Regions from separate parts of the Mus musculus genome. Here region 2 is linked to region 1. A link is a loop called in an ENCODE intact Hi-C map of the cell type or tissue named here. Cell type or tissue: heart. All regions are shown on one strand. Links, peaks and the distances in the headings refer to the core of each region. The heading gives the core; the rest is flanking DNA. Region 1 has its middle 27 kb from the start of 1700029M03Rik. Region 2 has its middle 24 kb from the start of 4930568G15Rik.

Evidence for each region. A loop is a pair of places that touch in the nucleus more often than their neighbours do. Peaks named below come from ENCODE experiments on the same cell type or tissue, not always from the same donor. Only the 100,000 strongest peaks of a DNase experiment are listed, where the experiment ranks them.
Region 2: a loop joins it to region 1, with 2.6 times the contacts of the local background. A loop is called at or near these places in 2 of 42 quality-filtered maps.

What each region holds. Positions count from the first base shown.
Region 1 is chr1:164,980,125-164,996,094 of GRCm38, reverse strand. No RefSeq gene overlaps it. Among named protein-coding and RNA genes, the nearest start is that of 1700029M03Rik, 27 kb to the right of the region's middle. In heart, for the core only: no CTCF peak of the experiment used is centred there; a DNase peak (open chromatin) is centred at 6,934; H3K27ac peaks cover 274 bases.
Region 2 is chr1:165,107,566-165,123,535 of GRCm38, reverse strand. No RefSeq gene overlaps it. Among named protein-coding and RNA genes, the nearest start is that of 4930568G15Rik, 24 kb to the right of the region's middle. In heart, for the core only: a CTCF peak has its summit at 8,620 (motif pointing left); a DNase peak (open chromatin) is centred at 8,495; H3K4me3 peaks cover 1,971 bases; H3K27ac peaks cover 2,500 bases.

The DNA of each region.
Region 1 (15,970 bases), core at 5,914-8,413:
CTACACCAGATGAGGTTCTAGAACTGAAAGAAACAGTAGACACATGCGCCCATCTCTAACCCAGAAGCTGCCTCCAACTGATAACCATGCACATATGAAAATGTAGTTTTCTCCCTGAGAGTCTCACTAGGAGACAAAGAACTCTTAAAGGGACATTCTTAATCTGCACTGGTCGGCTGTAACCCTGGCAACATGCCACACAATAACAATTGGCCGATCATGTGACACATAGAATGATGCTCTATGTGTCTATATGCTCTATATAGATGAGAGTTTTGTCACCGAGTGGTGCCTTGAAACTCGTCACTCAAACATCTGTACTGATGCTGCTCTGGCAGCCAGATGGATATAGTTCAGGCCATTATTGTGTATGAGATACCGGATTTTGGATTATGCGTTTATTTTTATTATTAATTTTATTGTGTTTCTTCTATTTACTTACAAGCTAGTTTACCTAACATAGTATCCCATGTTATATCTTTTATTCCTGTTATTAACTGAAGCATCCCTGTAGATTGGATGGTCTGTCCATATAGGTTTAGAGATATGTAAGAAAAATAAGCTACAAAACAGGCTGTGGTTTAGAGGGGAATGTGGGAGGCTCCTTTAAACCGAGTGCAAGGTTGTGAATCTGAAATCCTTTAGAAGAAGGCTTCCCAGGCCCTACTGGCTTGTAGCATTCACCACAGGCCAGTAAACTGCTTCTCCCAAATCAGGGTGGGCCACTTAGTGACTCTGTCCTGAGGCTGCACTGAACACGGTTGTAAGAGTGGATCCTTTCCCTTATTTTCATGAAATTACGCACTGACCTGTTATTTAGGGACCTTAAGAGTCATGTGATGCTAATAGATAATAAAACCCAGCCATTACCAGGTCAATATCTCACTGCGACCAGAGTGGGTTTGCCTTTTTGCCTGAGGAGTCTCTTGTGTTGGTGAAGGAGGAAGGAAGGTAAACTCCTGGCTCCTTGCTCCCTAGGTGTCCTCTTCAAGTCAAAGGGTCTTCCAGAGTTTCCAGTGCTACAGGATTAATGAATTTAGGTGTTGTTGAAAAACCAAGAAAATGTAGGGGAAAGTGCAGTAGAGGTGCAGCCTAGAGGTAATGGAAGGAAGGGCTGGGGTTTTAGTTCATAGCAAAGAGCTGCCTGGCTTGGGTTTGAGGTTCAGCACAGCAGAGATGGAGGGGGAGAGGAGGAGGGAGAGGAAGACAGAGAGGGGAAGGGAAAGGAGGAGTGAGGAAAAGAGGGAAGGAGGGAGAGAGGGGGGGAAACACACACACACACACACACACACACAGACAGAGAGACAGAGAGAGAGAGACAGAGAGACAGAGAGAGGCACAGAAGCAGATAAACAGCCAGCCAGGGACAAACAGGGAGAGAGGAGAGGAGAGGAGAGGGAGAGGGGGAGGGGGAGGGAGAGAGAGAAAGTTTGGGTGATGTGGATATTTAGCTAACTGTACAGGCTCAGCTTCTCCTTGGCCACAGAGGAATGCAGTGTTTGACTTCACCTGTCACACAATCTAGCTGTTTCAGGGGGCTGTGGCTCAGTGTGTGTGTGTGTGTTTGTGTGTGTGTGTGTGTGTGTGTGACAGTCCTGTTGCTATTTTTAGCTGACACTGAGCAGACATTGGATCTCTTTGCAGACATCATTCAACTCTGCTGCTGGCTGGCGGCAGTGGGGCCAGTATGGTGGGCTGAGTTCTGGTGAGCCGGCTTTCCACGGGTTCTCTCTCCAAGAACAATGCACTCCAGCCCCACCCTCTCCTTTATCATCTTGTGCTGTTGTCCTATGTATTGTTGTTTCAGGAGAAGTCGGCACATTCCGTTCAGCCCGAAAGGCAGGCCTTTAACCCCTTATTCACTTGAATTCAAAATTGTTGCTTGAAGTGAGAGAAAGCATCCATGGGAAGGGCTGAGTTAGAGTTAGAGCTTTGTAGTGTGCTGCCCCTCACACTGACCCACACTGTTTCCCTGAGATTAGGTACATCACTCTAGGTCTTTGCATCTCTAAAATGAGGGAGCCGAGCAGTGATTGCAATCTTTTCAACAAGACCTAGAAGGCTCACACACAATGCACACATTAGATTATACATTGGATCACTCTAAGTTGCTCACCAGTCCGATTTTGCCTACAGGGTGTTATGAACCCTTTCATTTCATGTACACTGCCTGGGTACTAATAGAATTACCAATCTGGGGAATTAATCCATCTATAGGACTTAGAGATGAAAGCATCTAGAAAGTGATGTCTTAAGGTTTGTATTCCTGCACAAACATCATGACCAAGAAGCAAGTTGGGGAGGAAAGGGTTTATTCAGCTTACACTTCCACATTGGAATTCAGGACAGGAACAGGACAGGAACTCATGCAGGGCAGGATCCTGGAGGCAGGAGCTGATGCATAGGCCATGGGGGAATGTGGTTACTGGCTTGCTTCCCCTGGCTTGCTCAGCTTGCTTTCTTATAGAACCCAGGACTAACAGCCCAGGGATGGCACCACCCACAATGGACCCTTCCACCCTTTATCACTAATTGAGAAAATGCCTTACAGCTGGATCTCATGGAGGCATTTCCTCAAGGGAGGCTCCTTCCTCTGTGATAACTCCAGCTTGTGTCAACTTGGCACACAAACCCAGCCAGTACAGATTTTTACTAAGGTTTCACTAGATCAGCACAGCTCATTGACTCATTGGCTGCATAGCTGAATTTTATTCTAGAGGTCATAAGTTCAAAATGATAACAGTAGTTCAAAGTTAATCACATGGCTGGCCTCCCTGGTGCCAACACCCCCTTCTTGAGTCATCTTTTCAGCAAGGGCTTGGGTGTGGTTCAGGGGCCTACTGGGAAAACTTGACCTTAAGGCAAGTCTAAGAGTTTATAAGGCTCTTTCCCAGAAACCAGTGAGTTAAGATCAGGTAAATTTTAAACAACAGTGGGAAATAAGAGTTTTATCCTCATTTTGTAGGTGATACTTAGGGTGGCTAATTGACTTGTATAAGTCACATGGGCGTATAGTGATGCTGCAGAGCCCCAATCCTGACCTCTGACCTCTCATTTCTATTTCTTTCCAATGCCCCAGGATGGATCCCCAACAGTAAGAGTAACTTCCTGTCATCACTGTCATTGTTAACTGTCAACTGTCTCTCAGTAGCTGCATGTGACTCTATGACCATGACTACTGTTCTCCATGGCTATCGAGGGTTCCTCTTCCTGGGGGAGGAGCCCAGGGATGCTGAGTATGAAATTGGCAGCCTTGTGATTGGGATGCCCATTCTATGATAGGTACTCAAGCTTTGCGGACATTGAATGTGAGCTTCAAGGTGATGATGCCTCATTAGTTGAACTCTGGGGAAGAGCAGAACAATGGAGGCATAAGTGTCCAACTTCAGTGGCCTTTTTGTAGGTAGGAGAATCTCTACTCATGATCAGAACATTTTTTAGAAGTCTTTTTACCTAGATTTCACCATCTTGTCTGCCCGTCTGTGTGTCTGACTACTTGCCTATCATCCATAGAGAAGCTTCCAGTCATTTCAAGGAAACTGGCTTGCTTCCTGTAGTGACATCCATATAGGTAAAGTTCAGGACTCTAGACATGGCTTAAAGATGTGAATGAGTTTTCTAGTGAGGTTCCTTTTACCTCTTTCTTTCTTAGTGTGTATGTGTGTGTACATGTTCAGTGTGTATGCGCATGTGTGTACTTGAATGTGTGGAGGCCAGAGGTGATGTTGAGTGTTTTCCTCAATATCTCTGACTCAGTTAGCCTGATGAGTCAATCAGCCCTGGTGATCTTCCTGCCTCTGCCTTCCCAGTGTTGGGATTAATGGTGCATGCTACCACATCCTGGTTTTGTTTGTTTGTTTGTTCATTTTTTAAAAATACTATTCCAGTTTCCTTTCTGTTGCTGTGACAAAAACCTGACCAAAAGGAATTTAGGACAGAAAAGTTTTTATTTTGGCTTCTACATCCAGGTCATAGACCTGAAGCAGGAACCATGGAAAAGCACTGCTTAGTCTTATGCTCAGGTACCTTTCTTATACAGCCTAGCATCGCCTGCCTAGGGTTTGATACCACCCATGGTGGGCTGTGCATATATATGTGCTATAACTATTAGCAATTGAGAAAACACCTCATAAACACCCCTACAGGTCAGTTTGATTGAGACAATTATTCAACAAAATTATTCTTTCCAGATGACTCTAAATTGCATCAAGTTGACAATAAAAACCATCCAGGACATTTTGGGTGATGAGGCTCCAACTGTGGTTCTCATGCTTGCATGGCCAGTACATCACTGACTGATCATCTCTCCAGCCCCAAACCTTCCTATTCCCTTCTTTCTCAGTTTTCAGATTTTTTTTTTTAAATCTTCTTTTAGCCAGGCGTGGTGGCACACACCTTTAATCTCAGCACTTGGGAGGTGCTTCTCTGCCATTCAGTATTCCTCAGGTGAGAATTCTTTGTTTAGCTCTGAGCCCCATTTTTAATGGGGTTATTTGATTTTCTGGAGTCCACCTTCTTGAGTTCTTTATATATATTGCATATTAGTCCCCTATCTGATTTAGGATAGGTAAAGATCCTTTCCCAATTTGTTGGTGGCCTTTTTGGCTTATTGATGGTGTCTTTTGCCTTATAGAAACTTTGCAATTTTATGAGGTCTCATTTGTCGATTCTTGATCTTACAGCACAAGCCATTGTTGTTCTATTCAGGAATTTTTCCCCTGTGCCCATATCTTCGAGGCTTTTCCCCACTTTCTCCTCTATAAGTTTCACTGTCTCTGGTTTTATTGGAGTTCCTTGATCCACTTAGATTTGACCTTAGTACAAGGAGATAGGAATGGATCAATTCACATTCTTCTACATGATAACAGCCAGTTGTGCCAGCACCATTTGTTGAAAATGCTGTCTTTTTTCCACTGGATGGTTTTAGCTCCCTTGTCAAAGATCCAGTGACCATAGGTGTGTGGGTTTATTTCTGGGTCTTCAATTCTATTCCATTGGTCTACTTGTCTGTCGCTATACCAGTACCATGTAGTTTTTATCACAATTGCTCTGTAGTTCAGGCATGGTGATTCCACCAGAGGTTCTAACATTGTTCTTATATAACACTTTCTATATGTCAGGCACAACTATGTGGGTCTCTTGAGCAACACACACGATCCTAACTATTTTATTGTACATGACATTTAAAGAATTGAAGGTAAGGATTTGTTTAAAAAGCTTCTCAGAGTCTCCTAGCCAACAAGACCAGGCCTCAAATCCTAGCAGCCAGATCCCTGTCTCTGTGTTCTTTATCAACTCACTAAGCTGTCTCATTAAATGGAATGAACATCAACTTTAAAAGTTGGGTTAAACTTCTGGCTTTGTTCCTTAGGGTTCTTGTGATCTCAGTGGAGTAGGAGTGGCCTGGGCCTCCATTTACTGTCTTTTAAGCAGGGTGAGCAAATCCCTCCTGAACATGGTTCCAGAAGGACAGAATGAGTATGCATTGTAGCATGCTCGATTCTCATTCTCCCTTTCACATAGAGCAGGATAAGAGAGGTCATCCCAAGGCTTGCTACAGTCCCCGTGAGCCCCATTGTTGACTTTGGGTGTGCCATCTGGTTATTATCACCCAGACAGTAACTCCACCAGAAATCACTTTCTCAAATGTACCCAGCAGAGAACTGGCCCCAGCTCCTTACCACAGCACCACTGCTATGTCTAAGTCACTTCAGAGGAAGAGCTGGCATTTTCCACCCACTTGCTCCCAGACCAATTTGGTGTACTGCTGAAGCCAGCATAGTGAGCACACCTTTAATCCTAGCACCCTGAAGGCAGAGGCAGGTGGATCTCTGAGGCCTTCCTGGTCTACAGGATGAGTTGCAGGACGCTCAGGGCTACACAGAAATACCCTGATCACAAACGAACAACAGAACACACAAACAACAAAAGACAGAGTGCCCCAGTGCCTGGAAAGCCCAATCTGTTAAGTCTTACTGCATTTTTACTAGCTATTTTCCTTTCTGTTTGTCATGTACATGACACCTTCAGCAGCAGAGAGATTTGGCTGGGGGTGGTAGCAGGCCAGGGAGGGGGTGTAGTGGCCTGGGTCTTTTCAGCTGGAAAGCCCAGCACAGACCAAGGTGAGGCACAGTCATCTCTCCCCAGCTCATGGCTCAGGGTACTGCTCAGCACAGTGATGGCTCTCAGAGCCTACGCTCAAGTTTTACTTCTCTGGGTTTTACAACTTCTTAAAGAAATGCTACAGATATATATATACACACACACATACATATACATATATTTAAAACTCTAAAGGCCAAGTTCAAGTCCCAGGGTGTCTCTGTGGAGTTTCCCCGTTCCTCTTTAACATAAACAACTCATTTGACTCCACTGTGTGCTGCTTGATTTTCAGTTCTTCACCTGACTGTTAGGGCTGTCAGTCACAAGCTCTTTTTCCAGTCTTTGCTGAAGACAAGATCTTTCACTGTTACATGGCTGATTAATGTTACTCTATGACTATAAAGGGGAATGTATGTGTCTGCCTGTCATTGTGCTTTCTTGTAATTAGTGTTGTTCCAGAACTTTCTGTTTATTTCAGAGACACTTCACTAGGCACTTCCGGTGATGTTCAATGCATTGGATTTGAGTTTCCTTGATGGTCTTTTTCTCCCATTTCATCAAACATGAAGACGATCTTGCAGAAGGAACAAAATGGGGAGCAGATAGATTTTCATTTGTTGCTAAAAAATGCACTGCAGTGACCCTGGGCCAATGGCTCACTATCTACAGTCTTAGTTTTCTGTCAGTAAATGAGACAATGATATGCAGACTTCAGCTCACATAACACTTTTGTATGAGCTGGAAACTCAATACTTTTGGCCTGTGCGACTGTAGCTTGGCAAACTGAATGTGGGTTTGATTTGACTCTCTTGTTGGCTCCCTCAGCTGGCACATCCTGCAAGATCATTCCAGGCAGCCCTTAAAGGACCTTCCTCACAGGGCTGGCATGAGGCTCTATGGGGCTGGTTATGGGAAGAACCATGCCACTTAGACTGCACACCCATTTTTCCTCTTGCTCTATCACTCTATCTGCTTCTGCTTATCCCAAGTTCTTCAGCCTACACTGGAGAACATCACAGACAACACAGAATCATTACCAAAGCACTCCCTGGGTCCCCTTTTGTATCCCTCCTTCTAGAGCCTTTCTTCCCCTGTTCTCGAAAGAAGTTGATCTCAGCAGTAGAAACATCATCTTTTAATTAGAGACTAACAGATCTCGGATCATAGAGAGTTGATGTATATTAACACATGCATTTTAACACACAGGTATGTGTTAATATACAAACATGTTAATACACACGGGAGATTATTGGAAAATATAGACTAATTTCCTGGCCACAGGGGGTCTTGCTTTTTCTGAGACATAAGGCAGAACCAGAGATCCTCAGAAGGGCTGTTATATTACTGGATACAAAAGGGGCTCCTAGTACCATTAGACACACACAGCATTTTTATAATCCTACCCATAACAGACAAAAATAAACCAACATGCTTTAAACCAAGGAATACACATATACCATTTCCTTTGTATGTTTAATCCTGAGGCCTACACAGGCCTGATTTGTGGTTTGTGTTCCTCCCTCCCCTTTCCTAAGAGAACATTTAGGATTGTTCACACGTCCTAAAGCCCTCATTTGCATAATTTAGCAGAACAGAGCGTGGGAGGAGAGCAAATGCTAATTTCATTCTAGAGACTTGATGTGCCCTGGATCCCAAGCAGGTGCCACAGAGAAGCACATGGTGACCGAGGTTTCAACATGCTAGGATTTCCCAGCCTCAGCAGAATCTTGGCTTGGTGGCTTTAGAGGATAGCTAGTGGAGGAGACTGTAGAATCTTCTCCTATGGTGACAGATATAGGTTAGAGAACTGGAATTTTAGATGTTGAGTAGCCCAGAGGACAAAGTAAATTGAGATCAGAGCTCAGTCTTACTCATTGTGGTTAAATTTGGATTATATTCTTGTTAGTCTTTTGTCAGCATAATAATGACTAAGTGCTGGGTCAGGAAGGTAGGTGGCCTATATCTGTATTTTTTTTTACCATAGACCTCTTGCTGTAAGAACAAGGGCCAATTATATTTTGACATCAGAGATTCCTTTTCAGTAAAGTGTGGGTAGCTATGGTACCCACTTCATCAGATTAAGAGAAGGACCGGATGAAATGATGGTGTTCTAGAGCATGCTGAAGAAATATTCATAGGTGTTAGCCGGCTAGTGCTTCAGAACTGATGGGGACAGGCAAAGGGATTCTCTTCTGACCTGAGGAAACCGTTTCATTTGAAACGCAGTATTTTGTTAAATGTGTTGTTTGGCATTGTGGAGAGTCCTTGGCATGGCAGTATTGCTGGGGTGTAAGTTTGTGGATCTAATTCAAGTCTTTAGTCTTGAATCCAGAGACCTGGCAAGTAGCACTGATTCTGTCTTTACTAGACTAAAACTCTGGGCACTTCATCTAATAAGAAGTCTTTACCTCAGTTCCCTAATCTGTAAAGCAAAAGGATTGGTGAGATTAGCTTAGATTCTTTCCAGCCATAAAGCTGCAGGGTTGTTTGTTTTTTGTTTTGTTTTGTTTTGTTTTTTAATGTTTGTTTCCACTCAGTGTTTTTGGCTCAAGAAAAAGGTCAACTTGAGTTCAGAGGAAGGTTTTTGTGTCTTGGTCAGAGCTGGAAGTCCTGGTTGTGGTGCTTCTCGACTTGGATCATATTTGTTTCAGTAAATTGAAATGGAGTAAATTGAGGCAGCGAAGTTAAAGGTTCTATTAGCTTAAGCTTGTACATCTTTGCCTAAGGCTTGCCAGGCAGTCAGACGAGTGTTGCGACTCATTCTGTACCAAAGCTGGAAGCCTGGGTGCATGTCCTTACTGTTACCTTGCCTCTCTTGTTTCCTAGCTCCCTGCGAGTTCTAAGCATTAGAGAGCCAATTCCAGTCATTTAATCTGACTTGAAACTTCATTATTTGGAACATTGCATTAGTGATACTTAATCTCCATTCTGAAGGCCCTGGTGTTTAGTCTGAGGAAATAAAACTAGTCTGTGTGAAAAGTAATCCATACATAAGAATTTCCTATAAAACAGAAATGATGTACTGAGTATGTGAGTAGGGTGAACTAGACATAGCCTGTGAGGCCCGTGAGTCATTTATGATTAGAAACTTCTCCACTCCAGTCAACTAGTCCCCAGAGAAGCCATGACCATATTTAGATTTGTGAAGAGGTGAGTGGTGTTTGATCTTGTTTTGCAGTGTAAGGTTACTCCAGAGGAAGACATTGCACGCAGCACTAATATGTGTCTTTCTAAGCCCTTCCCCTGGGCAATGCCAAATGATCTATTCCAAGTTCCCACTAAGAGCCAATTAGGCTAAAACTGGCAGCCCAGAAACCACGAAGTTGATTGTGAGGTGTATTAGGGATCATTCATTCCTCTTGGATTCCAGATTGAATTAGTTTTCTTTCTTCTTGCTGTGATAAAGGATTGGACCAAAATACCTTAAGAAATGAGGAGTGTATTTTGGCTCACAGTCAAGAGGGACAGAGTCCATCGTGACAGGGAAAGCATGGCAGCAATGGAGGGAGGTGATTGGTGACACTGAGTCCTCAGTCAGGAAGCTGAGAGGGATGGATGAGGGTGCCCCACTTGTATCTTCTTATTTCTTCAACTGAAATTCCAGCCAATGGGATGCTGCTGCCGACACTCATTGTAGGTCTTCCTTCTTCAGCTAAATCTCTCTGAAAATGCCTTTATAGATGTGGAGAGCCGTGCCGTGAGCAATCGCCATTATAAGATGGCGCTGGCTTCCACTGCGCCTAACTAGTAAACAAGTCTTATGCGCAAGTGCAAGAGTAAATCCACACCCAGTCACTGCCCATATCGGGGCGTAGTAATGGGGTGATGGGTGAGCAACTAATCAGGTGCTGTGCTGTCACGCCACATCAGGTGCTGAAACGTCACGCTGCGGGCTATCTAAGCAGCACCATTTTCCAGGTTTGGGGTCTTCCTTATGTTGAAGCAATAAAAGCTTTGCCGTAGAAGGATCCGGTTGTCCGAGTGAATTCTTGCCGGCGAGATACTAGCTCAGGCAAGAAGTGGCGCTGAGAAACCCGGGAATTTATCATCACTAGGCGCTGATAGGAGACCCCCGTTTCACGGGGCGGGTTCAGAACTACGGGACACTTTACAGCTCTGCAAGGTACGTACAGTCTTGAAATTTCTCCAGAGTTAGACGCCCTTTTCATTGTTTTCACGGCGATTAGATTATTCCTTTCCTTTCGGTTTCATTTTGCTTCCACTGGTGGTATTGCTGACTGGTTCTCAGTCGCGGTCAGGCCTGGACAGCAACCAGTATTGTTGACTGGTTCTCAGTCGCGGTCAGGCCTGGACAGTGACCAGTATTGCTGACTGGTTCTCAGTCGCGGTCACGCCTGGACAGTGACCAGTATGGGGATCTCCCACTCTGTGGTGACCGCCTTACGGTCGGTCCTGAAGCAGCGTGGCTTGAAAGTCGCCACCAAGACACTAGAAGGCTTTGTAAAAGAGGTAGATTGCATAGCACCGTGGTTTGCATGCTCAGGGTCCTTAACTATCCCCTCTTGGGAGAAACTCAAGGGAGATTTAGTTAGGGAACTGGAGAATGGCAAACTTAAAGCAGGAACCATGTCGTTGTGGAAGCTGATAAGATCGTGCTTAAAGGACAAGGAATGTCAACAAGTGGTTAAGGCAGGGCAGAGAATTCTGGATGAAATTCAAGACAGTCTATCAGAGGTAGAGCGGGGAGAGAGATTAGGAACAAAATGGACACATGGTGCACCAATTAAGCATACAGGCCTTTCCACGGACCTTGAGCCCAAGGAAAAGATAATGTCAGGAAAGAATACCCAGGGTGAGTTTGGAAGGAAGGAGAAGGAAAAAGAGAAGAAGAAAGATCAATCAGTGGAGGTCCCTAGGAGAAGGAACCTATACCCGCCACTAGATGAGTTTAAGGACCTAGCTCTTAGTAGCTCAGAATCAGATGAGGGACTTAGCCCCTCTGAGGAAACGGACTTGGAGGAGGAAGCAGCTCGTTATGAGGGAGAAAGGTACCAGCCAGATAAAATGCGAGCTAATCAGTCCAGAAAAAGGCAAAAAGCGGCTGTCGAAAGCCAGCTTGCTGCTCAGCCTCCGGACTGTCGGCTTCAGGGTCCTAGTGCACCTCTGTCTTATGTGGAGAGGTATCATTCAGACTCATTCATTCCAAAAGAGGAACAGAGGAAAATGCAAAAGGCATTTCCAGTTTTTGAAGGAGCCGAGGGAGGGTGAGTTCACACTCCGGTGGAGTATATACAGATTAAGGAGCTTGCTGAGTCTGTCCGTAACTATGGAGTCAGTGCCAATTTCACTATAGGACAAGTCGAAAGGCTTGCGGCTTTGGCAATGACTCCTGGAGATTGGACAACAGTGGTGAAAGCTGTGGTTCCAAATATGGGGATGTATCTTGAGTGGAAAGCATTATGGCAGGATTTCTGCCAGACGCAGGCAAGGGCTAATACCACCATGGAAGGGGACCAAAGAACGCGGACTTTTGAATTACTTACAGGTCAGGGACAGCACGCTGCTAACCAGACATATTATCATTGGGGAGCGTACGCTCAGATCTCAGGTGCCACTGTTAAGGCATGGAAAGCACTCTCTAGGAAGGGGGATGCGAATGGACATTTGACAAGAATTACCCAGGGCGCACAGGAGTCATTCTCAGATTTTGTGGCCAGAATCACGGAGGCAGCAGGGAGGATATTTGGAGACCCAGAGGCAGCTATGCCTTTAATTGAACAGTTGGTTTATGAACAAGCTACACAGGAATGTAGATCAGCAATCACACCTAGAAAGAGTAAGGGGTTACAGGACTGGTTAAAGGTTTGCCGGGCCGCTTACTAATGCTGGATTGTCAGCCGCCATTCTGCAGGGGCAGAGGCGCTCAGACTCAGTGGAGCTCAAACTTTGCTTTAATTGTGGCAAACCAGGGCATTTAAAAAAGGACTGCAGAGCCCACATAAAAAGGACAGCGCCAGGGTTGTGTACTAAGTGTGGAAAAGGATACCATTGGGCCAAAGATTGTCACTCAATTAGAGATATACAAGGCAGGCTCTTGCAGCCAGGGCCCCCTCAAGTGGTAGAAAAATGAGTTTCAGGCCCCCAAGTCCCAGGGCCCCAAAACATATGGGACTCCGATGGGCAACAAGTGGACACCACGGTCCGCAGGGCAACAGAAGGCTCGGCTGGATTGGACCTCCATGCCTCCACCCGATTCATGCTGATGCCTCAGCTGGGAGTGCAGCCAATTCCTACTGATTATAAGGGGCCTCTGCCATCTGAAAGTGTTGGCCTAATTTTGGGCCGGGCTTCCCTCACCTTACAAGGCCTTATTGTTCACCCTGGAGTTGTAGATCAGGATTATAAAGGGGAACTATAGGTTCTCTGTCCTGCCCTCAAGGTGTCTTTTCTATATCACAAGGGGACAGAATAGCTCAACTAATAATTTTGCCAAGCCTACATGGCTGTTTTCCATCCTCTGGTATTCCTGGAGCTCCCAGAGGGATTTGTTCTACTGGAAATGATTCTGCTTACTTAATAATGTCTTTAGATTCCAGGCCATCCTTGGAGTTAGTTATAGAATGGAAACAATTTAAGGGAATTTTAGATATAGGAGCAGGCAAAAGTATTGTTTCTTCCCACTGGTGGCCAAACCCTGGCCCGTCACTCAGTCATCACACTCTTTACAAGGGTTAGGCTACCAGTCCTGCCCCACTATTAGCTCCCGTTCTTTGAGATGGCAAGCGCCTGAAGGTCAAACGGGACAATTCACTCCTTATGTCTTACCACTCCCAGTTAATCTCTGGGGGAGAGATATTTTACAGGCAATGGGAATGACCTTGACTAATGAATACTCACCACAAGCTGTTCAAATGATGAGAAAAATGGGCTATACAGAAGGAAAAGGATTAGGGAAAGGAGAGCAGGGTAGGCTTAAACCTATCCCTCAAGAAGGTAATACTGGGAGACAAGGTTTGAGTTTTTTCTAGAAGTGGCTGTTGAGGGTTCCATGTCCATACCATGGCTTACAGAGGAAGCTGTATGGGTTCCCAATGGCCTCTTTCCTCTGAAAAATTAGAAGCAGCCACAAATTTGATTTCTGAACAGCTACGCTTAGGTCATTTAGAACCCCCTACTGCACCCTGGAATACACCTATTTTCATAATTAAGAAAAAATCTGGCAGATGGCGCTTATTACATGACCTCAGAGCAATTAATGCACAAATGCGCTTGTTTGGGCCAGTTCAGCAAGGGCTACCATTGCTTTCTGCCTTACCAAAAAAATGGGAGATTATAATCATAGATATTAAAGACTGTTTTTTCTCTATACCTCTGTGCCCTCAAGATAGGCAAAGATTCGCATTTACCATCCCAGCCATACCATTTGGAACCTGATCAACGGTACCAATGTAAGGTTCTACCTCAGAGAATGGCAAATAGTCCTACCATGTGCCAACTGTACGTGCAATTGGCACTTAAATCAGTTAGAAATTATTTTCCATCCTTGCTTCTAGCTCTTTATATGGATGACATTCTCATTTGTCATAAAGATCCAGTTATTGCAAGATGCATACCCTATATTAATACAGACATTAGGGCAATGGGGATTGCAGGTAGCCACTGAGAAGGTGCAAGTTGCTCAAATGGGAACCTTCCTTGGGTCACGCATTTATCCTGACAAAATTGTTCCTCAAAAATTAGAAATTCACAAAGATCAATTACATACCTTAAATGATTTTCAAAAATTGTTGGGAGATATTAATTGGCTGAGACCATTTTTGAAAATTCCATCAGCAGAGTTAAAGCCTTTATTTGATATCTTAGAAGGAGATACTCACATCTCCTCCCATAGAGCACTTACCCCAGCTGCCTGTCAAGCTTTACAAACTATAGAAAAGGCCTTACAAGATGCCCAATTATTACGCATTGATAAGTCGAAGTCATTTAAATTGTGCATATTAAAAACCGCACAGTTGCCAACAGCAGTCTTGTGGCAAAATGGACCCTTATTGTGGGTCCACCCTAATGCTTCCCCTGCAAAAATCATTGAATGGTACCCTAATGCAGTCGCTCAACTTGCACTTAGGGGAATAAAAGCTGCCATCACTCATTTTGGAGAAGAACCTCATATACTCATTGCGCCTTATACCTCTGCTCAAGTTTGAACCCTGGCAGCAACGACTGATGATTGGGCAGTCTTAGTTACCTCCTATTCAGGAAAAATTGATAATCATTTTTCTAAACATCCAATTTTGCAGTTTGCCTTAACTCAAGCCGTAGTGTTTCCAGTAATTACAGCCAAACACCCACTTGCAGATGGGGTGGTAGTATATACAGACAGATCCAAATCTGGCATAGGTGCATATGTAATAAATGACCAAGTAACATCCAAGCAATATAATGAGACATTACCCCAGATTATAGAGTATTTAGTGGTACTAGAGGTCCTTAACACTTTCCCAGGACCGCTTAATATTATATCTGATTCCTTATATGTAGTCAATGCAGTGAATACACTTGAAGCTGCTGGCTTAATTAAATCATCTAGTAAGCTTGCTCACATTTTTCAACAAATTCAGTCAGCCTTGTTACACAGAAGACATCGTGTCTATATTACTCATGTCAGAGCTCATTCTGGCCTTCCTGGCCCTATGTCTCATGGAAATGACTTAGCAGATAAAGCCACTAGAATCGTGGCTGCTGCTCTGTCCTCGCAGACAGAAGCTGCAAGGGAATTTCATAAACGCTTTCATGTGACGGCTGAAACTTTATGCTGCCGTTTTACTTTAACCTGAAAAGAAGCCCGTGATATTGTCACCCAGTGTCAAAACTGTTGTCAATTTTTACCTACTCCTCATATAGGGGTAACCCCCCGAGGTGTCAGGCCATTACAAGTCTGGCAAATGGATGTCACACATATTTCCTCTTTGGGGAGAAATCAGTATTTACATGTTTCTATTGACACCTACTCTGGTGTAATGTTTGCCACACCTTTAACAGGTGAAAAAGCCTCTCATGTTATACAGCACTGCCTAGAAGCCTGGAGTGCTTGGGGCAAGCCCACAATCCTAAAAACGGACAATGGGCCAGCGTATACTTCTGCTAAATTTCAACAATTTTGTCATCAAATGGATGTCACTCACCTGACTGGCCTTCCTTATAATCCTCAAGGACAAGGCATTGTGGAACGTGCCCACCAAACACTCAAGTCTTATTTTATAAAACAAAAAGGGGGAGTTGAGACTCTGCCCTCAGTGCCAAGAGTAGTTGTCTCCATGGCACTCTTCACACTTAATTTTTTGAATCTCAACGAGCAAGGGCGTTCTGCAGCTGAGCGACATAGCACAGACCCTGATAGACCAAAAGAAATGGTCAAATGGAAGGATGTTTTAACTGGTCTGTGGAAAGGCCCGGATCCTATATTAATAAGATCCAGGGAAGCTGTCTGTGTTTTTCCACAGAGTGAAGACAACCCATTTTGGCTGCTGGAACGACTCACCCGCAAGATATTCATCAAGGGTGGTGTGGAAGATGCTGACCTCCTGAGGACTGTTCCTGATCCTGACAATGCTGAACTTGTCTCAGGTTCCTAGTATAATGGGCGAAAAGAGATGGGCCATTCTCTCAACTTTCCCTAAACCAATGTCATTTCACCATGATGCTATAGTTTTTCCAAAATTCTTTACTACTAATAAAACAGTGGATTTGCCATATCTACCCTATGATCCCACCCAAGCACCATTAGGAGAAAATCGCTCTTTACTAGAACAGGGTTCTTTATGTTTTCAAAGTAATGGACCAGGAAAATGTATCAACCTCTGAGCCTTGGGAATGTTTAATAAGCACCGAGGAGGCTTGGGGAGCACAA
Region 2 (15,970 bases), core at 7,150-9,649, 130 kb before region 1:
TTTCGTACCTTTAATTCCCATGTCTGCGAGAAGGGCAGGCTTGAGTTACCTTTAATGTAATCTTAAATGGTCAGTGGCATCATACCTGGCTATCATTCCCTTTGGGAATACTACTAGTTGACTATGGTAATACATACCCGCGCAAAAGTGAAACCTGGGGTTCAGTAGGTTGGCTGACTCCAGGCTTCTCAGTTCCTACAGAAGCAAACTGAAGCCTCCTGTGAATAGGAATAAGTAAGACTTTAAGTCGCTTGTGGATGGTGGGATGGCTCAGTGGGTAAATGCAAGTCTGAAGAGCTCAATTCCCAGAGCCCTCCCAAAAATGGGAGGAAGGAACTGACTTCACAGATTAGCCCTCTGATTCTCATACTCACTGTGGTACATCACACACACACACACACACACACACACACACACAATCACACAAACAAATTATACACATACCACATATAGCATACCACACACACACATCACCCCTACACATATCACACTCATCACACACATTACACACACATCACACAGACACACATCACCCCCCCACATATCATACACACGTCACAAATAACACATTATATACACGTACATACACACACACCAATAAATAAAAAGGCTAAAAAAAGCCCCCCCCCACTTCTAAGTTGGCTTTTTCCACTTTAATCAGTCAAATGTGTTTTTTTCTGTCTTGTGTCTGTGCCCTGCCTGTCGAGGCCAGCTGCCAAGACTGTGGCAGCAGAGCGCTCTAGACTTCTGATAGTCAGTACAGCCGCTCTCACGAAGCCTTCCTTAGCTAAATAAAATTAGGTAAGTTTGTTTTATCTTGAGTTTTTCTTCTAATTGCTTCAGAGTTATTCCTATCCAGGGCTGGGGACATAGCTCAGTTGGTAGGGTGCTTGCCTAGCGCACCCTGGCTTCTCTCTCCAGCCATTACAGAAACCCTTCAGTAGGGGCACATGTTTGTGGAGGGAGGAGGATCAGAAGTTCAAGGTTACCTTTGGCTACCTAGTGAGTTCAAAGTTAGCTTGGGTTACCCTGTCTCAAGCAAAGCCAAAGCAATTATTGCACGATAACCTTCTACATGGTGAGCACATGTCTTCAGTTTCCCACGAGTCTTCATTCTTCTTTGCTGGGTGTCGTAGTTAGCTCTGCCATTTCGACAACCTATAATCAACTGGGAAGAGTATGTCAACGGGAGGTTATTTACCATGGCTTGGCCAGTGGTGTATCTGTGAGGGACCTGTCTTATGTAACTTAATTGATGTGGAACTCTCAGCTCACTGTGGGCGGCACCATGTCTTAGGCAGGAGCCCTAAACTGTTTCCGAGTGGAGCTCTTGGGGCTGGGAAGATTGCCCAGTGGTTAACAACAAAGGAGTGGAGTTTAGATCCCAGCATCCATACCAGGTTGGCTCACACCTGCCTGCAACTCCAGCTACCCGGGGTACAGTGGCCTCCGGGAGCCTTTGTTCTCCAGGGAACATACTCTCCTGCCAAATACACATACCCAAGCCAACCTTGACCGAAGAGTGGCTAAATCATGCTGCGCCTAGCGAGGGATCATGCACACATTTCTTTTTCTCAGTTGTTGGTTGTGACTGTGATGTGACTGGGAGTTTGAACAGAAAGAAACCCTTTCCCAGCTGAACTGCTCTCTGTCAGTCTGCTTTTGTCACAGCACCAGAAATGAAGCCAGGGCATTCAGCGTCCTCAGAGTCTCTCCTGTGACACAATTTCCAGGGTTCCAGTCAACGTGGGTCCTCCCTTTTCTCTGTGCTGGTCCAGGGCTGAGTGTTGCTTGCAGACATGTTTCTTCTGTGGTTGTACTCAGTAGAACATCTACCACCATCTACAAATCTGTGAAGTCAGTTCCTTCCTCCCATTTTTAGGAGGGTTCTGGGAATTGAACTCAGATCATCAGACTTGCATTTACCCACTGAGCCATCCCACCATCCACATCTATCTCCTCCAGACACTAAGCTTTGATATTTTTGGGTGCCATTTAAGTGGACACCTCACATCCCCTCTCTGTGTGTGGTCAACCTAAACAAGACTTTCTCCAGGACTTGACTCTTAGATTCCCTGGGATAAATCTGTGGAAAAAATTTTTGAATGAAATTCTACCACATGGTACTTTATTAAACTGTAACAGCATATACCACAGCGAATATGAGAAGCCCAACTCAGTATCTTCTTACACATTAACAGAAGCACAGGCCACAGGGAAGTTCCAAGAGCAGTCCGGGCCAAAAATTACTTTCTCAAAAAAGGGAATCGGTTTATTCATTAACTCCCGGTTCGTGGTAAACCAAATTGATCCAACGTCCTGCCCCCTATCCTTCTGAGGAATGGAAGTTCATAGCTTGGTTATTAAAAGTCTGGGGGAGGTCTTGTGCGAATGTCCCTAAGCTGGGGCTCTGTGTCACAGAGGACAGCCAGTAATCCTCGGACTAATTTTCAGCGAAATCATCATCATCGTCATCGTCATCGTCATCACCATCACCAATTTCTTATTCGTGTTTGCTTTTAGGTGGTTGAGGGGGTTCTCTCCAGGCCCTCGACGGGGAAAAGTCGGGCACGGAGTCTTCGCGGTGTGCATGTCAGGGCTCGAGTGGAGACCTCTTTCTCTCCCTCTACAGCTTAGGTTTTGGAGCCGTTTGCTTTCCGCGGGAGACTGTAGGGCCTGAGAAAAAGCACACTATCTGTTCCGTGCCTCTTCCTCCCCGACGTAGTGGTCAGGGAGGGCGCCCTGTGAGGAAGCGGGTACTAGGTTTACGTGATCTAGGTAGGATCCTCTAAGATCTGCTGAACCTGGCCTGCCCTGGTGATGGGTAGCTGGGAAGGCATTAGACCCAGCTGTAAATGTGTAATTCTCACCCTTGAACCAGAGCCAACCATGTTCCTCAGAACTCTGCACAAAATCATCTATGCCCACCGCATTGCCCGCTAAGCTACCGCAGTTGCAGCCTCTAAACCGATACACACTCGCCGCCACGAGGGGGCAGCAAAAGCCCGGCTCGCCAACATCCCGCATTGCGTAAAGGCCTCCTGCTGCAGAACTTAAAAAAAAAAAAAAAAAAAAAAAAAAAAAAAAAGATAGAAAGAAAAGTGATGCAGCATAATTTTCCTTTTTAGAGAAATCACCATCCATATAAGGCTCGCAGCTTTAAGGTTGTGGAGTTAACTGGTACAGCCTGGATGAGAACTGTGTTCTGGTTTAGGTTAGGTTAAAAACAAAACAAACAAACAAACAAACAAAAAAAAAACCAAAAAACCAATAAACAGATCCCCAAAGCAAACCACCACTTCTGTATGAAGCATCTTTGGGGAGACTGTTAATTCAGTAATGGACCAGGTGCTTTACTGCTGACAATTCAGTATAGGAAAGACATGCCAGAAGCCCAGGGTGTGGCTTTCAGAGCCCCTCTCTGCCTTCTTGGCAGGGAAGAACATGAAGACTCGGCTTTGGAATTTGGAATTTGGGAGTTCTTGCCGAGACTAAGTGAATCCCAGGCAGGTGTCAGGACGAGGGGGTGGAGCAGTATTCTAATCCAGGATGAGAGGTTCTGGGGCCCCTCTGCTCCTTGGGGAGGTGGTGGGTTGAACGGATGCAAACGCCATACATAATAGCCCTGTTGCACGGCTGCCTCCCAGAGGGAGAAGAAAGGATTGGGACACAGGAAGTACAAGTCTGCTAAGGCTCTGGAAATCTGGGGTCGGCGTCCAGAGACAAAGCGGCACAGACCACCAAGTCCTTAGAAGTTGGGAGCTCCACCCTATTCATTCCCATCCCATATCATCCTTACCTCCCCCCCTCGCCCCGCCCCCACCATCCCTGCTTCCTCCCTGTATAAGCTGCTATTCCAGCAAGATTAAAAAACAAACACAAACCAAAACCCTGGTGTCAAAGTCTTTTAAGAAGCCAGGCCATGCCGGTTAAAGCTGTCACCTCACAGAAGTGTTCTTGCTGAAGACCAGTGCTTCAGCTTGCTTGATGGCTGGCTTAGTCACAGGATTCAGAGGCTCCAAGGAACCAACACAAAAGGCCTTTTGCCATGGACAGGAAGCAGGGCAGCTGCTGGCAGATGCTTCTTCTCTCTCCCATTCTCCCTCTCCTAAGGGCAGGAAAGTGCTGGAGCCCCGTTTTTCCCTCTGTATGGCTCTGTGTGGACAGCTTTCGGGGTGTCCTTGTGAAGTGGGGTGACAGTATCTGTGTTCTGAGTCCTCCCGTCTCCCTTACCTTCTCCGCATCCAGGCTGTTGGGATGAGAGAATTTAGCTTCTCGTTCTGGGTCAGCACAGCCCCCAGCCCATGCAAATCTATCTCAGACTCCTCTCTCTGGTGCAGACATCGCAGGAAGCGCCCGCTGCTTCTTCCATGATGCTTAGGGTGAGGGTGGGGTGGCGTGAGAGACTTCAAGAAGTCAAGAAAGACACACTGCCCGGGAGCAGCAGGAAGGCTTTCTGGTTAGGAAGGCTGCGAGTTTCTTGGATGGCTTACATTGTTGCAATTTAATCCAATTAGGCGCTGGGTGTACACTTGTCAAGAAAGACAAAGCCTTGGCAAGATAAGTCAAGGTGAAAGCCTGACTTAATGGTTTCCTAGGTGGTTAATTGGCCGACTCGTGCCCCCACTGCCTCCTGTCTCCTAAAGTTTTGCTTCTCCCTTCTGTATATCAAACTCAGTGTATCTGTAGAAAAGTGGATTTATTCCTGATTAAATTCTAATTAAGGAACAAATGCTCTTCAAATTCCAAGGACATCATTAAAGTGGCCAAAGAGTAGTTTTGAGGACAAGTCCTGGCTGTAGGCTTTAGTCATGAGCTCTAAGCAGCCAGCCCCAAGTGGCCAATTGTAATCGTTAAGCTCTTCTTCCATATCAGATTTTCCCTCCTGCTTGACCTCATGGTAATCCAGTGTGGGAGAGGAATGTCACCATCATCTTGGGAGATGAAGAGACCAAATTTGAAGCCAGCCCTGCCATGTTGAGTGGGCAAACTGGCACGGTTTTGAAGTTGGCTGAGTTTTCGCCTTCTTGTTTGTTCAATGATACTCATATTCCAAGGTTGTCGTGAGATGAGGGGTTGCGACCCTGGGCCACTGTCTGACACTGTATGTGGTTGTCTCACCAGACAGCAGTGAATCTGAGCTCCTGTCTTATATCAAGACAACTGTGAGGATGTTTTATGTCACTGAGATCCTTGAGGAAAGCCATTGCACTCTCCTCTCCGGAGCTAGCCAGGACCGGGACAGAAGACGACTGTGTCCTCAGGCACCCAGACTAGGCACAGTGTGCAGCACTCAGGAGACAGAGCAGGAGGAGCATCACAAGCTGGAGGCCATGTTCATAAACCCAGAAAGTTCCAGGCCTGCCCGCCTGGTAAGACTGTGTATCAACAAAGAAACAATTCACTGAAAAAATGTATCCCAAAGGACTTTCCTCTTTTACCTTCACAAATAGGATAACTTGTCTTCCTGTAAAAAAAAATGTTCCTTTTGAAGTGGAAAAGGAAATACCACAGAATTAAAAGGAATTTAATACACTTAAAAATTTGCTTTCAGGGACCCTGATATAGCTGTCTCTTGTGAGGCTATGCCGGTGCCTGGCAAACACAGAAGTGGATGCTCACAGTCAGCTATTGGATGGAACACGGGTCCCCCAATGGAGGAGCTAGAGAAAGTACCCACGGAGCTAAAGGGGTCTGCAACCCTATAGGTGGAACAACAATATGAACTAACCAGTACCCCTGGAGCTCGTGTCTCTAGCTGCATATGTAGCAGAAGATGGCCTAGTTGGCCATCACTGGGAAGAGAGACCCCTTGGTCTTGCAAACTTTAAATGCCTCAGTACAGGGGAATGCCAGGGCCAAGAAGTGGGAGTGGGTGGGTAGGGGAGTGGCAGGGGGAGGGTATGGGGGACTTTTGGGATAGCATTTGAAATGTAAATGAAGAAAATACCTAGTTAAAGAAAAGAAAAGAAAAAAAATTGCTTTCAGTTCTCTTACATCCAGAATGAGTTCCATCTTACCATATTATCTTCCTTACATTTATAGACTTTAATTGTATCCAATTTGTATGCTACTTTAAGATATAACCTTTAAACTGTAGGACAGTCCCCACCTTTCAAAGCATTTCTATTATAATTCTAACTTCTGCAAAATGGCTCACCTTGTCCATTTACTATAAGGTGAATTCTTTGGCCTAAAGCAGCCACTGTGTATTTTTTGAGTTTGGTTTAAAGTTTCTTTTTTTTTTTCTTTTTTCTGTATATAGTAAACTCAAATTCAACTTGGTATGAGACCCAGTTTGGTAACAAGTATCTGGGTCTCAGCTAGTCACGTGTGGCCAGATGTTCAAATAACATTAAAATAATCGGGTGGGAGCTGTTGCCAATTGGACCATCTCTGATCCTCTCTTCCTTTTCTCTGGCTGGAAAGATAACTTTCCGTATGATGTGATGAAGCTCTAAAAAATATTGGTTCAGACTCGTCAAATTTTGAGTCTCAAATAGAGTCGTTAAGATCTACAGAGTCAGCAGCTGGGCACATTGAGCCTTAGCCTTGAGAGGCTGTGGCTGGAAGAACTTGAATTCAAAGCCAGCCTATGCTACATAGTAAAATTTTGTTAAAAAAATGTCAGCATTAAATTTGTTACTATTTTTCTCATAATAGTATCAAAACTTATTAAATGTCAAATAAATCTTTTGGATTTATTTAAGTTTTCAACAAAATCTGGGACTTTGTAGAGCTAACATTTATGCTACAAAGAATGTCTCACCATATATATGTACATGCATATACATATATGTATACATACACACATGTATGTATTTATTTATGTAGATATGTGTGTGTGCACATATGTATGTATTCCCCTTCTCTTTATTTCTTCAGGGTAAGTTCCTTAGGGTGGGATGACAAGGTTAAAGCTTGTGAATTTATAACCTGAGTCTGGCAGCTCATGCCTGTAATCTCAGCATCCAGGAGACTAAAACAGGAGTGTGAGGCCAGTCTGGGTTATGGAGTGAGAATTGATAGTTGCGGGTGGATGTGAAGGGGGGAGGTCTCACTTTCCTTTTGGGAAATGATGGGTGACTGGTAGGCTACCATAGTAGATGGCTCATACCATAGTAGATGGCTCTACATCCATACTATGTGCTCAGTACATAGACTCAGGAATTATTATTGTTAAATTTATTACATATGTGTGTATATGTTTGCCTGCATATATGTTTGTGTATTTCATGAGTGCCTGGTGCCAGTGGAGGTCAGAAATGAGTATTGGATCCCTGGAACTGGAGTAACAGGAGGCTTGTAGGTGCTGGGAACTGAACTTGAGACTTCTGCAAGAGCAGCCAGTGTTCTTAACTGCTGAGCTATCTCTCCAGTCTTGATGCTGACGATGATGCTGATGATGGTGATGATTGTGGTGGTGGTGATGATGGTGATGCTGATGCTGATGACAACAACAATGAGGATAACACAACAATATGAAGTTGGAAATAGAAGGGTCTGGGGTTCCTGGAAGAATTGGAAGGAGGTAGTGTGATGTGGGTTTGACGAAAATATACTGTATGTGTATATGGAATTTATAATGAATAAATAAAATATTAAAAATCAAACAACAGGAGAGTTGTAACATTTGTTATTGGCTTGGCAGTTGCTTTGCAGTAACATTTCAGAATGATGACCCCAATTTAACCTGTGACAAGTGCTAAATGAATGCTCCCCCTTTGCCCAGGAGTGCCCACTGCTTTACCATTGTTCCAAAGGCACCATTCTGCTCTCTGAGAATCTTAGGAGTGGCTGTGAAAACCACGGCTTTCCTGTCCCTCTGCAGTAGCTTACTGTCAGGCCAGGCATATCTAGTGGAGTCCCAGACATGAACCTATGCAGCCTCCCCCCCCCCCCCGGTCCCCCCCACTGTCTTGTGCATCTTTTGGCCTCCACTTCAATCACAGGGGAAGTTGTATTTATAGCCAGAGAAAAGGAAATAGAGGTCATAGGTGGTCCAATTGGTGGCTGACTGAGTCACTGGCCTCTCCCAAGTTTCTTGAAGACAGATCAGGGGAGGGGGCTGGTGAGCTGGTGGCAGCTGTAGGGACTTTGCCTTGAAGCTGCACCGTGACCCACACAGAACGCAGTGTGTGCTCCTGCTATAAGTGCTTTGAGAGGAAAGGAAAGGACACTGGACTCCAGACCTAAGGGAATGCGCTAGAGAGATGGGCACACGTGAGGACAGACCTCTGAAATCGCAGGTATAACGGACAAAGGCTTCGGGAATCTCGTTTGGATTCAGATATTCATCCTGCATAGCGAAGCAGACTCAAGATTAGAGAACTAACTTCCCCTACCTCTCTTCTGATATCACTCTCCTATTATTTAAGTATTCTCCAGCCAAACTAAAAAGGATCTAACACACACCCCCTTTGCGCCAGAACGGAGAGTGGAACCCGCGGCGTCTGGAGAGCGGAGCCCACAGCATCTGGCTTCCCTCAAACCCGGTGAGAAGGCGTGGTATGCCCTGCTGGGGAAATGTGTAGATATGCCTTTAGAGTTTAACTGGATGACGGAGGTTCCACAAAGCAAGCAGAAGATAAGTGGGCTTTTGGCAAAGATAACGTTCAAGCGCCCTCTTCTGGGAGAGATTAAGAGTATTTTTAAATAGCAGGATCACTGCCCAGGGGAATATAAGAAACCAACACCATTTTCTACCCTTTAAAACAATGTAATTGATTTGTGAGCTCAAGGAAGCCATGGAAGAGCATATTGGAACCGTCTGCGCTTGGGATTTGGGAATGTGTGTCACTGCCACGTCCCTACCAGAATGAGGGACATATAGCAGCTGGATGCTACTGTAGTCAGATGTAACCAGGTTTTCCTTTTAGCTTAAGGGATGGTCTAGCTGAGACAGACTACTCATTCGGTCCTTAGGCTTGGCTTTCCCACGCTCAGTTTCTAATCTATGCCTTGGCCGGGAGTGTGGGGACTTTGGGGGTGTAATAATCCAGCAGCTGAGACAAATCTCAGAGGGAATCCAGTCACTGATGGCTGGACAGAAATTTGAAAATCATCTAGAAACAAGGAGGATGAAGTTAAATGTCATGGTTCTGGGGGGAAAAAACCAACTGTCTAAATATAGATTAGAACCTTTCACAGGAAAAGCTGTGAGGATAAGGAGATACAGGAGAACAAAAGGGAGGACTCGTTTTTCTAGCGTCCAGACTCAGTGCAAAGACATTGCCTGTGTGGGCCTGGCAGACCCCTGGGCGCCCCCCACTCCCAGGGAAGACATGGAGAATGAGGGCTGTGCTCGGAGCAGGCTTCTGGGACTCACAGGAGACTGGAAAGCAGGCAGGAGGTGATAATACACCGTGGCTCATGGCTCGCCTTACAGAGTAGAGAGAGTAAGGGATGTGAGCAGAGATTTCAGGAGACAGCGAAGCCCGAGCCCTGAGCTTTAAGTGGCATCTTGGGCTGGAGTCTTTGATCTCACTGTTCTCCAGTCTTCCCTGCCAGCTCAGAGGAGCTCCATTCTCGCAGGCCCCTCTGCACTTCCTACAAAAACACCAGCCTGCCGCTTGATTGCCTCCTTTCCAGTCTCAGCTGCATTTCTTCACAGCTCCAGTTACCGAGTGAATAGCGGTGTTCCTTGTTTCCAGGCAGTGTTTGCATCAGGGTGATTTGGTGTGCGATGCTGGGCTGTGGAGTCTGAGTGCCTGGGCAAAGTTTGGGTCCGGTTTCCTTCTAGCGTCAGACTATAGGCATGCTTGTTTACTAACCGCTTTGAACTCTTTTGTTTTCGGTTTTTCGAGACAAGGTCTCACTTTGCAGCTCTGGCTGGCCTGGAACTCATTGTGTAGACTAGGCTGTCATTGAACTCGCGGAGATCCACTTGCCTCTGCCTCTTGAGAGCCAGGATTAAAGGTGTGTGTCACTATGCCAGCCTTTCTCTGAGTTCTAATAATTACCCAACCTAGAAACTGACAGCTGATACCTACTACCTGTGGGTGTTAAATGAGTTAAGTACTGCAAAGGTTTATAAGGATGCTTATGTAAGACACTTAAAATCACTTCCCATGGTATATTTTATTTTAAATTTATATTTATTTTATTTGTATATATATATATTTATTTATAAAACAAATATATTTATACATATAAATATATTTATTTAAAATTATTTACCTTTTTGCATTTACCTATTTAAACATTTTTTGAGATTATAATTACATTATAGCTCCACTGTCCATTTGTCTGGTTTAGAGTCACCTAGGAGACACATTGAGCCCTTGAGCTGTGGCCAAGCTGAACCCGAACCTATCCTTTATGAGTTGTTCTTGTCACAACAATGGGGAAAAAATCACTGAGAATTGGTGTTTGGTGACAGCCATGTTGGCTCCCACAGGTCCTAGTAAAGTGGACATAAGGCACTGTGATTATTTATAATTATGGGATAGAAGTCAACTATCTTTTTAATTTCTTTGAGACAAGGTTTCCCACTGTAGCCCAGGCTAGCCTTAAATTTGCATCGCTCTTCCTATCTCAGCCTCCCTGGGATTACAGGCAAGGCGGGTGTCCTTGGCATGTAGGAGGAGGCTTTGCTCTCCCACCAAGACTCACAACATTGGAAATTCTTTTAAATACAAAGTGGATTGGTACTCCAAAATTCAGGTATTAGCAGTGTGTGGAGATTAGAGTGTGGAGCCTGTCAGAAAGATTAGCTTGTGTAATGTCCCCTAATTAGTACAGCCAGGTTCTCAGGGTTGGATTGCTAACTTGCTCTCTGTGATGGTTTGTATATGCTTGGCCCAGGGAGTAGCACTATTTGGAGGTGTGACCTTGTTGGAATAGATGTGTCAATGTGGGCATGGGCTTAAGACCCTTGTCCTAGCTGCATGGAAGCCAGTCTTCTAGTGGCCTTCAGATGAAGTTCAACTCTCAGCTCCTCCTGCATCATATCTGTCTGGATGCTGCCATGTTCCTGACTTGATGATAATGGACTGAACCTTTGAACCTGTAAGCCAGTCCCGATTAAATGCTATCCTTAGAAGAGTTGCCTTGGTCATGGTGTCTGTTAATAGCAGCAAAACCTAACAAAGACACTCTTTTTTCCACCTTCGGCTCTGTCGGGATGCTGCAAGACAGCTCTCATTAGAGCGGGTGCTGTTTCCTGGAACTTGGGCTTCTTAGGCTCCTGAGCTTCAAGAAGATAAATTCCGTTCTTTATAGAGTGATCAGGCTTTGGTATTTTGTTGCAGTAGTTCAAGCAGATAAGACCGTTAGCTGCTGGACAGGTGGCATGATGGCAAAAGTCCTTGTGCGGAGGTGGCTTTGATGTAGCCACTGGGTCACACTCTTTCTCCGTCAGGGAAGGATGCTCTATACAAGATTTGCTATCTTCTCCTTATCTTGTCAATCTGTCATTCCTTTCCTCTAATTGTAAAAAAAAAATTACATTTATTTATTTACTTTGTGTGTGTTTGCATACACAGACACATACACGCACATGCCTTAGTGCATGTTCCATAGTGTGTGATCTAGGTGTGTGCCAGACTCAGGTCACTAGGCTCTGAAGCAACTGTGTTTACCCCTCAGCCATCCCTGCCTGGCATTCTCTCTCTCTAGCCTCCTACTCCTTCTTCCCCGTCTCCTGCTCTCTCCATCTTCTGTCTTGGTAAACTCTCTTTTCTCTTTTGGATGAGTACTTCAGCACAACTTCTTTTGCTTTTTGGTTTTTTCTTCTATGTCTCCTTTTGTTTAGTTTATCCATTTTATCTGTGGAAGGGAAAGGAGAGTTCTGCATCTGGGTGTTGTGGGATATTTGATCACACTGTGAACCCTGAGATTGTGTTGTTTACCAAAAAAAAGAACAATTTCTAGCTGCTGTGTGACAAATCTGCACAAGTCTTTCAATTTTTTTTGAAGCTTGAGGACAATTTTATTAAAAAAAATTAAAAGAAAAACAACAGTTGGCAGTTGCCAGAGGAAGGAAGAGGGAGAAAGGCAAGTGAACTCAGCGAGGGCGGTGCAGCAAGCATCACTGGTAGACTGTCCGTCTGTCCGTCCGTCCGTATGACAAGGTATACCTTGAGCCTCAGAGAAAGCTGAAAGAGACGCTCCAGGAAGGAGAAGTTTGCTTGTCTAAGATCTCAGACAAATGTGGAGATCACAGAGCTACATGGTCGCTCTGAAAGAGATAGCCTCCACACCCTTCTTAACCGGTTTTCACAACACATCCTTTATTCTGTAGTGAGGAAACCCACCACATGAAACTCAGAGGTGGGCAGAAAATCTTACCTGGAAAGAAGAGAACTAATGAGATAAGAAAAAAATTATACCCTAGACAAATTTTCAATATAATATTATCTATTATTAAAATATCATGTATGTATGAATGTTCCATGTGTGTGCAGGTATGCGTTTATTCTGTTATGTACATACTGACCTACTCACCAAACTGGGAACACTCCAAGCTGGGAATGACACCCAAAGAGGCAGACTTCCCCTTTGAACGGGGGAGTCTTATCTCATCCTTTCTCTTTTATCTCTGGGAGCTCCTGTCACAGTGCTTCATGGCCACCTCTCCTGCCTCCTGTCTCTGTCTGTCTGTCTGGGGCACTTTACCACATCAAGGAACCACTTCACCCACTGAGGTCATGCGGCAGTCTGGGAATAGATGTAGCTTTGAAGGAGCTGGCAACAGGGCCCCTGAGGATCTTGGCTCTCCCTGACAGCAGCTGGTGCATGTGAAATGAGATTAAAATGACAAAGAGCATGGAACCCTTTGTCACTTTGCCAGCTTTGGTCAGTGTTATGACAGCTACCACCATTCCACATAGTGGGAAGTTAGGTGGGTAAATGAGCTCTTTTAGTTTTCAGCCCATCCACGCCTAATTTTGACCCACTGCTTTGATTTTGAGACGGTTTGATCCATACAAGGGACTTGGTAGAAGTGAAAGGGACTGTTAGGTTCCCAACCTGGAGAATGGGTCACAAAAAGCTCTCCCTACTTCTATAGAACAATCATGCCCACCGTTCTCACTCGGGGTTTGGGTAAAGGACACTTGAGTGCCCAGCAGTGTGGGGCCATAGATAGATGGTGGATCCATGGGATAGGGTTGGGGATATGAGAGAAGATGTGCTAGCAGGGCACTAGTAGAGCCTCCACAGTTAGCTAGACACCAAATCTGAGCCTGTAGAGGCCTGGCTCTTCCTCTTGGGAGTGTTAGGCATACCCATGTGTTAGGCATACCCATGTGTTAGGCATACCCATGTGTTAGGCATACCCATGTGTTAGGCATACCCATGTGTTAGGCATACCCATGTGTTAGGCATACCCATGTGTTAGGCATACCCATGTGTTAGGCACACCCATGTGTTAGGCACACCCATGTGTTAGGCATACCCATGGCTTTCGATGGTAGCTTTTCTGCAGAACAACAGAGGCATGTGCTCAGCTCTGCATCTTAGTATCCACCACGGGACATGGCTACGGGACATGTTCACGTCTGACGCTTACTATCCGGCATGTCCATGAAGTAGGAGGCATGGCTAATCCCGAGTCTTTTAGCTGAGACTAAGGAACTTTCTGATCAACTCATTCATCTACGATGCCTTCTTTAGTGTTCCCAGCCACAGCGTCATAGCCTCAGTGTGCCCTGTATTGTAGGAACCCGGAGCCGACTCTCTCCTGAGCTCTCTCTGGGTCCAGCATTCTCTCCTCAGAGTACTTCCCCTTCATTCAGATGTTCATGGCATCTCCATCTCAGAGGGGACACTAGATCGGGAAGGCCACCCTCCCCAGGCTCTCCTCTCTTCTGTAGCCATTGCGCTTAGGTGGTCCTCCTAGACTCTGGATTGAGTCACTTGAGCGCAGGAACCAGAGCTAACTCATCTATCTGTGGCTATCAGCTGGGTGTGATGTGTTTAGGTCTTGGCTCAAGCAGGGACAACAGAAAGCAGGGCTGCAGGGAAGAAAGTACACACACTCTGGCTCAGAGCTGAGCTCTGCTATCAGATAGACTGTCTGAGTTTCTTTCTCATTATCGGCTCACTGGTCAGTGAAATAGCCTGCTGAGAGTCTAAATAAGGTTCTAAGCTAAGTCATGAGTTGTCAGCACAGCCATTATCTCCTCAGCTCCAGGGAGAGCAAAGTAGGAAAGGCCTCTCAATGCTTGTTACTTGGTAACCAGGTTATCCGTTACTTAGTAACCAGGTTATCCGTTACTTGGTAACCAGCTGAATGGGGATAGGAGACTTGGCAGTGGTGTAGGTCTACTCTTGTTTGTTCCAGTCAAATGTCTTCTCCCTTCACCTCCAAGTTACCTAGAAAATAGCCTAAAACAAGAACTTAATACTCACATTTTAACTGGGAAGATACCGAGGGTGATAAAAACGGGAGAGAGGGAGGGAGAACAGGAGACAGGGGAAGGTGTTGCATTTCTGTCTGCTTCATATGACAAATCCAGGGGTGGCACAGTGGGCACGTCTATCAGCTACTTGTGTGGTCTCCTCCTTGGTGGTCCTGGGTTGGAAAGATGGTGCCTTGCAGAAATCCATGGACCTGGAGAGAAGAGGGGATTTATCTGCTCAGATTCTTCCGTATCCTATTTGCTGGCTGTGATGGTTTGAATAAGAATGGCCCCCTTGGCTCATATATTTGAATGCTTAGCCACCAGGGAGTGGAACTCATAGACAGGAATAGAAGGATAAGGAGGTGTGGCCTTGTTGGATGAAGGATGTCACTCATGCGGGGCCAAGTCTTCCTTCCTCTCAAAGCCTGCAGGTCGGGATGCAGCTCTCAGCTACTCTCCATCACCATGCCTGCCTCGCCTGCCACCATGCTCCCTGATGGGATGATAATGGACTAAGCCTCTGAAACTGTAAGCAAGGCCCTAATTAAATGAACTCAGTTCCCAGTAAACCACATGGTGGCTCACAGCCGTCCATAATGAGATCTGATGCCTTCTCTGGCATGCAGGCATGCAGACAGAACACTCGTAAATAAATCTTTTTTAAAAAATGCTTTCCTTTATAAGAGTTGTTGTGGTCTTGGTGTCTCTTCACACAATTAGAACAGTGACTAAGGCTCTGAGAGTCAAATCTTCTCTAGATTAACCCCTGTATCTTTTGGTTGATAGAGGTTGTTCGGGCTGCTGTAGCCTATGTCTTGTGTGGCTTATGAGACAGTCCATCCAACCCTGGAATTGTTGGGAAGATACAAAAACTCTAGGATCGTGGATGGTGAGTTGGTGTGTGCTGCTGTGGTGAGACCACAAGAGTCCTGCCCAGTTTTTCTCATTTTCTAGAAGAAGAAACAAGACAAAGTGATTGGAGACCTTTCCCAAGGTCACGTGGGAGGTGAGGCAAATGGCAGACTGGCTCTGGAAGCGTTGAAAAGACCAAGATGCAGGAGCTGAACTTCAGGTAACAGCAAATGAGAATCAGTCACTAACGGGTTTAAAGTTGAATGACCTGAGACAAAGCTGTGTCCTTGTCCAGCTCAGCCCAGCAGAAGCAGTCAGGCAGGCATTGCCAGGTGAAGGCACCCAGCAGGCAACCCAGCAAAGTTCTTGGGGGTCAGGGGAGTCCTTGACTGGATCTCAATCAATGGACTCTTTCACTAGAGGTTGCCTAAGACCATAGGAAAACAGATATCTACACTATAATTCATAACAGAAGGAAAAGTACTATTATGAAGTAGCAATGAAAATAATTTTATGGTTGAGGTCACAACCTGAGGAACTATATTACATTTTGTGTTTTATAAAGAAAGGGAAGCCAGGGACATGTTTGGTAGAGCTGCGTATGGTGTGGGGGAAGGGAATGCCTCTGCAGGCCCACAACAGGTATAGTATAGAATAGAGTTTATTTAGGGCATGGGAAGGGGAGTTGAGGGAGGAGAGACAGAGAAAGACAGAGAGAGAGAGAGAGAGACAGAGACAGAGACAGAGAGAGAGACACAGAGAGAGAGAGA